2 separate regions of the Homo sapiens genome follow, and region 2 is linked to region 1. The links are chromatin loops, found by intact Hi-C in ENCODE. Cell type or tissue: natural killer cell. All regions are shown on one strand.

Region 1 (5,000 bases):
CTTCTGCTGCTAGCTGGGCTCCTGTTGCCAAACAAGCAGCCCACAAAAGTGGCCATCTTGCTGCAGTGGCTGCCGGCTGCCCTTCCTGACCACAGTGCGATGGATGGCTCTCAGCCGACAATCACTCCAAATACACTAGTGTTTTCAGGGCGTCCTTGTACTCACGCACAGGCATCTAAAACATGAGCCATACCACTCAACGAGGAAGTGGCTGCCACCTGGGATTTCCTCCACGGATGCTTCCTTCCCTTTGCCCATTTCTTGGTCCCTCCACTCCTGACTAGCTCACCACATGTTCCAGCTTAAATGTTTCCAGAAAGAAACATTTAACAGGGACTTAGGAACAGAAGCCATGTCTTGGGTGGCAGTGAGATGGTGGGTCCCTGTCACGTTGGTTTTAAAGCCAAGTAGGTGTATACATGCCTTTAAGCAAGCCACTGCCCTCACCTGGTCCATAGTAGCCTTTTTTGATAGACTGGGGAGGACTAGGTGGCCTTAAGGACCCACAGAGCTCTTAGAATTCTGAGATTTTCTTCACCTCCATTTCTCTAGCCCATCATCCCCTGTGTGAAAGTCAGTATCTTGAGTTTAATGATTAGCCACCTGTAATATTAGTTTGGTTAAAATAAGCCTTTGTGGTTTGCTGCATATATGAATATGGTACAGGCTGAGCATCCCTAATCCAGAAATTCGAAATCTGAAATTCTCCAAAATCTGAAATTTTTTGAGCTCCGACATGATGACATAAGTGGAAACTTCCACACCTGACCTCATGTGACGGGTGCACAAAATTATTTATTGTATAAAATTATTTTCTGGCTGTATCTGTAAAGTGTATATGAAACATAAATGAATTTTATGTTCCATCCCTAAGATATCTCATTATGTATATGTAAATATTCCAAAATCTGGGAAAATCTGCAATCCACAACACTCTGGTATCAAGCATTTCGGATAAAGGATACTCAGCCTGTTTGTATAAAACACTTCATTCCATCTGAATACTTTGGGTCATTGCAGTGCGAATTTGAAAGAAGAAAACCAGATGGAACAACGACGTTGGGACTTCTCCATCCTGTGGATCCCATTGTAGGAGGTAGGATCAGAGTAAAACTGTGCATGAACTTGATGCTATTTGGCAGAGAACAGTAACCTGGGTTAACATTTTAAAGCAACAAGCTTGAATATTGATCAGTCTGTGTCATTATGCACAAAGGATCTAGCTAGACATCATGTATTTCATGGTAACAGCTAGCCTAACTTTCACTTCATCTTGAAATAGGTACAGTATATCAAGTTTTCCTTAAAATTCAAAGTCCCTGAAATATTTTAAACCCGCCATTAACAAAGCCATAACTTTTAGATAGTAATTCCTAGCCCTGGTTTTAAGAGACTTTAGTATAGACACTCAGTTTAGAGGTATCTCATACACACAGAATATGATATTATAAATTTAACTGTTTATTTCAGGGAATAAAATGAATGTATATGCCACATAGTGCCTTAATAATAATGGAAGGTGTATGCTTAGTGACATCGTATCTTTCACTATAGTCAGTAGAAAGTTTGTAAAGATTGGGAATCTTTAGAACCTCAGTCATATTTTTGTTTTCTCAAATGATGTTTTAATGGAAATCATATAGGTTATATTTTGAAATTCGATGTCACAATTAGAACTTTTTGTCACTGGTCTGAGGAGAGAATCATGTATTGAGATATGCAAATGTGAGAATGTTAATTTATTCAACAAATTTATTTTCATACTGTCATAATGAAAGAAGTAATTGGAAATACGAAAATGAATAATGACAGAATTTTTACCCTTAAGGAAACAGTCTCTGATGTTTATTGTTTGCTGTGAGCAGGGTGCTGTCTTAGGAGCTAGCTGTGTAGTAGAGAACAAAACAGAGAGAGAGGAGTCCCTTTTCCTTGTTCTATGGAGTCGGGGGAAGAGGACTCACATAAAGAGAAGTCTGTCCTTAATCAGTACTATGCAGGTGTGTGTCTATAATGAATAAATACTACAAAGGAAAAGAACAGCTATGATCATAATAGAAGATACCAACCTAGTGTTTGGGGGTCAGGGAAGGCATCCTTAAGGAGATGATGTTTAGGTTGAGTAAGGGATGAGAGAACAGCAGTTGTGAAAACCTTGAAGCAGGGAAGAGCATTTGAAGATGGAAAGAAGGGGACTATGAATGTTCTCTAAAGGAGGAGAACAGTAATAGAAGAAAAGGAGCTAGTGCTGTTTTCAAAACAAAACTCAGTTTCTACTTTGATGCAGACAAGTAGAATTTTATATGATCATAGGTCAAAGAATGCCACAGGATTGAGAACATTGCTCTTTCTACTATAGCTGTGGTGAACATTTGGTGTTAGGAGATGCAGCTAACTGATGTAGGTGACACCTTAAGATCTGCTGCTTTCTGTGAAGCCGAGTGTGGTCTCTGTCCTTGCTCTGGTTTCCTGGGTTTCCAGTTTCTGAGACCTAATCAAATGTGGCCAAAGCTGACTTGGCTCCCCGTGTGCACAGCTCCCTCTGTAGGCCACTTTCATGGTTTAAGGTAGAAGACACCCCTGTTCATCTTCTCAGCTTCATTGTCTGGTACCCGTACCTATTAGGAAACCAAATTCCAGACTGTTGGCTGAGGAGAGAAGATCTGATTTAGATGTTCAGTTGCTTAACAGTGCCTTCACCACACTGGTCACTGATGGCAGTAGCCTCCGTTGAAGGCTGATCATGTGACACAAACTCAGACTCTTCTTCAGGAGAGCAGATGTCCCTCTGTTAGATACTGTGGGAGACCACATCTTCTCCTGCCAGCATCTTTTGCAGTCCCCTCAGGTGCCCATACGTGACATTTCTCTATGTCACGTATTCCCAGCTTCATCACAGGGATTCATTCCTGGCTAATGCCTGTTCTCGTTGCACTAAAAGTATGCCTTTCATAGATACTCATTTATCCTTCATGTGTTAGTAGCCCTTTTGTCTTTAATGCAGGTGTTTTCCCTCAGTCTTTTACTAACCTTTGTACTGGTTAACTTTCATCTTAACATTAAAAGTCCCAGCTTTTAAAAGTTTTTGTGGCTTTTGTTTTTAATAAAAATTAATTTTTTAAGTGAAGTGTACATGATTATAAAGAATTCCAGGAAGCAGGAGAGTGTAATGAACAGGTCTGAGTTTTGGTCCTGGCTATAGTTCTGCCTTTCTGAGCTTTGATTTTCTTATAAAAGTGGATGTAGTAAGCGCTTCCCAGCCTCCTTCACGGTCATGCAGATGACATGCAGTGGTTTGTGCGGAGTCACTCGGCAGAGGGCCCCGTGGGTCATGGCCATGTAGGCCTCCTTCACTGTGCTCTGTTTTATGTTGTAGAGCCAGGCTACTGCCCTGTGAGACTGGGAATGACAACTGGAAGACTTCAGTCTGGAGTGAATACTTTGCAGGGGTTCAAAGAGGATAAAAGGAACAAAGTCACTCCAGGTGAGGCTCCTGCATAGGAGTCATTTTTTCTCTTCTCTGTTTTGGGATATTAGGGAAAGGAAGCACGATTATGCTTTATTCACTAGGTGGGCACCAGTATCTTGGTGGTATTTTTGCAACATTAATTAGCTATTTTATTAACTTCAGAAGAGACTGGAAAATTGGGTATTAGTATTCAAAATGAATTTTGTTCTTTCTTGTTCCTCTCCCTCTCCCTTGTAGGGAAGAATTCACTTGAGTTGTAACTTTACAAGTACCTGTTTGAGAGAAAATATCTTAGATTTGCAAACCAGCCAATGAAGTAGTAAAGTTAGGAGAGAATAAATAATCTTTTGGTAAAACAAAATAGATTGACATGCAAGTTAAAGAATAGTGTTACAGTATTTGATTTTTTCAACAGTGTTATATTTGAATTATGGGCCCTACAGTTCTTATGCACCGCATTATGACTCCACATTTGCAAATATCAGCAAGGATGATTCTGATTTAATCTATTCAACCTATGGGGAAGACTCTGATCTTCCAAGTGATTTCAGGTGAGTTTCCAGTTAATATTCTGATTACATTTGTTTAAAAACATTAAAGTACATACATGATTTGTGGATAGACTGACAAAGCTGGCCGAGTAGTAAAAAAAAATGTGCTCAGTAATTTTTTTTTAAGCTGACAATAATGGATTCATAGTTACTATTATCCTTTAGTGGAGAGAGAGAGCATGTCTCCCTGATAGTAGCATCTGCAGTATTTTAATTTTTAAAAAATATATTTTTAAAGAGACTGTACCTCAGCCAGTACTAAAGTGTAGGAACTTGTTACTTCAAAACGTTGATGTGCCATCTGCTGTCTTATAACATGTTGTGTGTCAGTGAGTTATGGTCCAAACTTGATCAGTTTGGGAACCTACAGTGCATTTTCCCCAAGAAAGGAGGCAGGATAGGATGGCTCTATTCCATAGGCAGCCCACATAAAAGCCTTTTTGACCAATCACATGCCAGGTAGACCATTGCAGTTAAACTCAACCATTCTTTATTGCATGTTTCTGTGGGAAGATCATCTCTGTGTTCCTGTTTAGGATGCTGAGCAGTTTGGATCCCATCAACATAATGAGATCCATCCTGACTTAGCAGGATTCTGGCTCAGGATGGGACACTGAGCTTGGGTTATGGCAGTAGTTTACTGGATATTATTCCTTCTTAGCAGTAGTACCTTGCTAATTTTCATTACATATAAGAAATTAACCCTGTAGATTCACCAGTCCCCTGCTTTTCTCACAAAGAGGGAATCTGTTCACTTTTACATTAGTAAGTGTGGTTTGGTTGTTGTTGTTTTTACAAGGTAGAGGTCCTTAAGTCCGAAGTTGACTGTGGTTTCAGATCAAGCCATTTAATCTTTTAGACCTCACCAGCCTGAATGAATTCTTTCTGGATCATGCATCTATGCATTCCACAAATAGGGATTGCACAGGGGAACAACACTGGCAAAGGCCCATGCCCTCCTGTCAAATGATGACAAGTGCTTT
Region 2 (5,000 bases), 180 kb before region 1:
ATCTTTTTACAATAGGTATTAATTCATTCAGGAGGGTGGAGACCTCATGACCTAAACACCTCCCATTAGGCCCCATCTGCCAACACTGTCACATTGGGGATTAAGTTTACAACACATGTTTCTGGGGGAACACATTCAAACTATAGCCCTACCCAAATCAAACTGTAGATTCAATGCAATCCCTTCAAAATTCCCAACGGTATTTTTTACAGTAATAGAAAAAACAATTCTAAAATTCATATGGAACCACAATACATCCTAAACAGACAAGAAATCTTGAGCAAGAAGAACAAAGCTGGATGCATCACACTACTTGATTTTAAAATATAGGACAAAGCTATAGTAATCAAACAGCCTGATACCAGCATAAAAACAGACATGTAGACCAGTGGAGTAGAATAGACAGCCCCAGAATAGGTCCACACATTTACAGTCAATTGATCTTTGACTAAGGTGCCAAGAACACAAATGGGGGAAGGACAATCTCTTCAATAAATGATGTTGGGAAAATTAGATATTCAAAGGCAGAACAATGGAATTGGACATTTATCTCACATCATATACAGAAATCAACTCAAGATGGAGTAAAGACTTAAACACAAAGCCTAAACAATAAAACTACTAGAAGAAAACACAGTGAAAAAGCTTCTTGACATTGATCTAGGCAATGATTTTTTGGATATGGCCTCAAAAGCACAGGCAACAAAAGCAAAAATAGACAAATGGAATTACATCAAACTACAAAGCTTCTGCATAGCAAAGGAAACAACCTGTGGAATAGGAGTTAAGAGATAATCTATGGGATAGGAGAAAATATTTGCAAACAATATGTCTGATAATGGATTAATTTCAAAAATATATAAGGAACTCAAGCAACTCAATAGCAAGGAAACAACCCAATTTTTAAAAGGACAAATGACCTAAGTAGACATTTCTCAAAAGAAGACACACAAGTGGCCAACAGGTATATTAAAAAATGCTCAATATCACTAATGAGGGAAATGTAAATCAAAACCACAATGAGATCACCTCACACCTATTAGAACTGCCATAATCAAAAAGACAAAAGGTACGTATTTGAAAGAATGTAGAGAAAAATGAACCCTCATACACTGTTGTTGGGAATGTAAATTGGTACAGCCATTATGGAAAACATTATGGATGTTCCTCAAAACGTTAAAACTAGAACAACCATATGATCGAGCAATCCACTTCCAGGTATATATCTGGAGGATGTGAAATCAGTATCTCAAATAGACTCTCAAGTTCACTGCAGCAATATTCACAATAGCCAAGATATGGAACATCATCATGTTCCATACAACTAAGACTACATCAATGAATGAATGGATAAAGAAAATTGTGTGTGTGTGTGTGTGTTGCACACATACAATGGAATACTATCCAGTCTTAGAGTAAAAGGAAATCCAGTCACTTGTGACAACATGGGTGAACCTGGAGGACATAATGTTAAGTGAAAAAGCCAAACAGAAAGACAAATACTGTATGATCTCACTTATATGTGGAATCTTAAAAAGCTGAACTCACAGAAGATTGAATAGAATAGTGGTTGTCAGTGCTAGGGCTGTGGGAAATGGTCAAAGGGATCAAAGTTTCAGCTTTGAAGAATGAATAAGTTGTGGATATCTAAGGTACAGTATGGTGACTATAGTTAAAGTCATACTGTATACTTTAAATTTACTAAGAGAATAGATCTTAAATATTCCCAACACACACACACACAATTATGTAAGGTGATGGTCATGTTAATTAGCTTGATGTTGGTAATTATTTCATAATGTGTATGTATTTCAAAAATATCACATTGTACACTGCAAATATATACAATTTTAACTTGCCAAGTATACTTCAATAAAGCTTGGAAAATATTTTTAATAAATAGTAAATAATAAGACTAAAGAAATATGACTCCAAGCACCCTCCCAGCAGCCTGACTGGTCACTGTTGATGGGTCCCCACCCCACAGCAGAGCTGCACAACACTACAGGGTCCCTCAGAGGCTGCAGCTATGATGCCTCCAGCCACACCTGAGCATAGGATCTTTGCCAAGGCCTAGAAACTCAGTCCAGCCACTCTAGGTGTAGCTGTTTCCTTTGGAGGGACCACCACCCCCCTCTTCCCAGGTACTGTCCTACTACTTTAAGGATTATAGAATTCACACTCTCAGGGACTTTAATTTTCCTCTCATCACCTCCTCTCCCAAAGTCAACCTCCTCCACTCAGAGTCTCTCTCCTCCTCCCTCTCCCTGACAGGATAATCTAATACGGTAATCCTCAAAGTGTGGTCCTGGACCAGCAGCTCCTGCACCACCTGGAAATTTGTTTCAAATGCACATTCATTTTTACGCCATCTTAATACTTACTGAACCAGATACTCTGGGAGTGGAACTCAGTAATCTGTGTTTCGGCAAACCTTCCAAGGGATACTGGTGCGTGCTCAAGTTTGAGAACCACTGGTCCAGTAAAATCCTTGCAGTGAAATTATACTTTTAAAACCAAAAGCCAAGAGGGGAGCTTGTCTTGGGACAACATCAGGTTCTGGTCTCTGCGACATAGCATCTTCCTACCTGGTGAGCAAACAGCAAACACCAGAGCCCTGGGCTAGGGAAGAACAAAGAGGACCAGCATGTTTGGCAGTGAGGGTTGCACGCTGCACAACTCTAAGGGATGCTACCCACATAAACTACCATGCAAATGGCACAGTATGGTGGACAGGTGGGAACATCAAGGAACCAAAGGGCAGAAAGAGGGATCTTGTGGTTATTTGAATAAGTGGGCTTGAGGGATTCAGTCCCCGTTAAGGGGCAATTGGGAAGATGGGAAGAAAAGCAGTGCAAAACCTGAACTCAGCCCCAGGGGGCGCTCTATATGCAGACAACACACATCATGGGTCAAACAAAGAATGTGTTATTCAGGGGGTCTCAAACGCAAATGCCCACAGGAGCCAGGTTGGTATGTAAAGAGACTGGAGAACACAGCCCAGCAAGGGTGCAAGCACCACCAGCCATTGCCATTGTGGCCACGTGGGATGCTGAGCTCAGCCTTGTCATATCTTCCTTTTTAAAAACAAATGAAACCAGAAATCCATGTCTACGTGAGATCTCTAGGAGTCCCTTTAAATATTTTAAACAGATTCTGATTCTTTTTTACTGCTTCATTTATTTGGCTGTGACAGATTCTTATTTTTAAAAACACTTTGTAATGTATCCAGAATATATAAATTACTCTCAAAACCCAATTAAAAACAAAATAAGCAAAAGAGTTGGACTCTTCAAATGAGACTTACAGATGGACAAGAGCCCATGAATAGATGCCTAACATTAATCTTTAGGAAAATGCAAATTAAAACCACAATAAGTTAATGCTGTGCACTTGTTAGGATGGCTACATTTTTTTAAAAAAAAACTCCCAATACCAAGTGCTGGTGAATGAATATGCTGGGCAATTGGAACTCTCTTACCTTGCTGGCAGGAATGCAAAATGGTACCATTACATTGGAAACCATTTGGCAGTTTCATATAAAGTTAAACATACTCTTACTATGTGACCCAGCAATTCCACTCCTAAGTATTTACCCAAGAGAAATAAAAATTTATGTTCACACAAAAATCTATCTATGAATGTTTATAATGGCTTTATCTGTAAACACCAATCCAAATGTCCCTTGCCTGGGGAATGGATAAATGAATTGTGGTATGTCCATGACAGAATACTAATCAGCAAGAAAGAGGAATAAACTACCGAGACATGCAATAAAATAAAATACCTAATCTCAAATGCATTCTGCTAAGTCAAGGCACTCTGACTCAAAAGTCTCCATAGTGTAGGATTCCATTTCTAGGACATTCTAGAAAAGGCAAAACTATAGGGACAGAAAACAGATGGTGGCTAACAAGGATTGGAGATGGGGGCAGGGATTGCCCGAAAGGGAGATGGCGGGGGTTACATTTTGGGGAGTGATGGAAATGATCTAATGTATTGATTATGGTGGTGATCTGACAAAATTCATACAACTGTACACCAAAAAGGGAGCATTTTACAGTATGTAAATTATGCAAAAAAAGCTTATTAAAAAATTAAAAGTAAAATAAAAATCACTCTGTAGGCCACACAACACAGCACTACAAATGGAATCCAGCTGGTGGCCTGGCCAGCACTGGACATCATGAAAGATAGAGGGAAAAATGGGATGACCCCACCCCTGCCCCTGCCCTTGAGGAGCTGAGCAGCAGAGAGGCAAGATTTTCAACCGTGTTCCACGAGTCATGGCCCTTTTCTCTGTTTTCTCAGGGTTACACATAGTATGTCACTTGGGCAAACAGAGACTTCCTTACCTAAAATGTTTTGGAAAACAAAAGTGTCCTGGGAACAAAGGCGGGTTTCAGTCTAAAGACCCCAGTAAGAGCCCTCCTCTGCCTCTACCCACCGTGTGATCCTGGGTGAGACTTCATGGGAGCTCACAGGTGAGGGCAGCCCCAGAGCTCTCAGAGACCTTGCCTTCTTGAGGGTGGGACAAGAAGAGTTTATGTTTTCTCTGACCTTGCAGACCTGGCAGGGAGGTAAGAAACACCCAAAGGGTAACCTCCAGACCCAGGCTCTGTAGGGAAACTGAGGGCTGTCCATTTTGAGGGCAGAGCTGTTTGGGAACAGCATTAAAACCCCTCAGCAATGGCACCTTCACCCTGCTGCGCCCCAGGCCTCCCCGTGCTTAGAACGCTGGAGTTTGTAGCAAGGAATGTCCAGCCTCTTGGTCTCCTTCTTCCTGGGACCCTTAGAGCTGGTGGCAGGCAAATGCCTGCTCAGCCCTCATGCCAGAAGACACCCAGGCCCTGCCTCTGAGGCCACCAATCAAAGTGAAAGACAGGAGAGAGTCCTAGCTCCAGGCCTGGAGGATTCAGGCTAGATAAGTGCAGAACATCCAAAGGAAAGAGATTCTGACAACTTGGGCCTCAGTTTCCACATCTGTATAATGGGGATAA

Evidence for each region. Hi-C counts contacts between places; a loop is a spot of excess contacts. Peaks named below come from ENCODE experiments on the same cell type or tissue, not always from the same donor. Only the 100,000 strongest peaks of a DNase experiment are listed, where the experiment ranks them.
Region 2: it touches region 1 in a loop (2.8-fold over the local background); 2 of 110 quality-filtered maps call a loop at or near these places.

What each region holds. Positions count from the first base shown.
Region 1 is chr16:50,324,765-50,329,764 of GRCh38, reverse strand. It overlaps BRD7 (bromodomain containing 7), which reads left to right. Exons shown (of 17, transcript NM_013263.5): 9 at 1,021-1,096; 10 at 3,374-3,481; 11 at 3,882-4,017. Among named protein-coding and RNA genes, the nearest start is that of MIR6771, 35 kb to the right of the region's middle. RefSeq lists an enhancer at 2,356-2,405. In natural killer cell, a CTCF peak has its summit at 2,565 (motif pointing left); a DNase peak (open chromatin) is centred at 2,494; H3K27ac peaks cover 3,747 bases.
Region 2 is chr16:50,507,648-50,512,647 of GRCh38, reverse strand. No RefSeq gene overlaps it. Among named protein-coding and RNA genes, the nearest start is that of NKD1, 38 kb to the left of the region's middle. In natural killer cell, a CTCF peak has its summit at 2,885 (motif pointing right); a DNase peak (open chromatin) is centred at 2,877.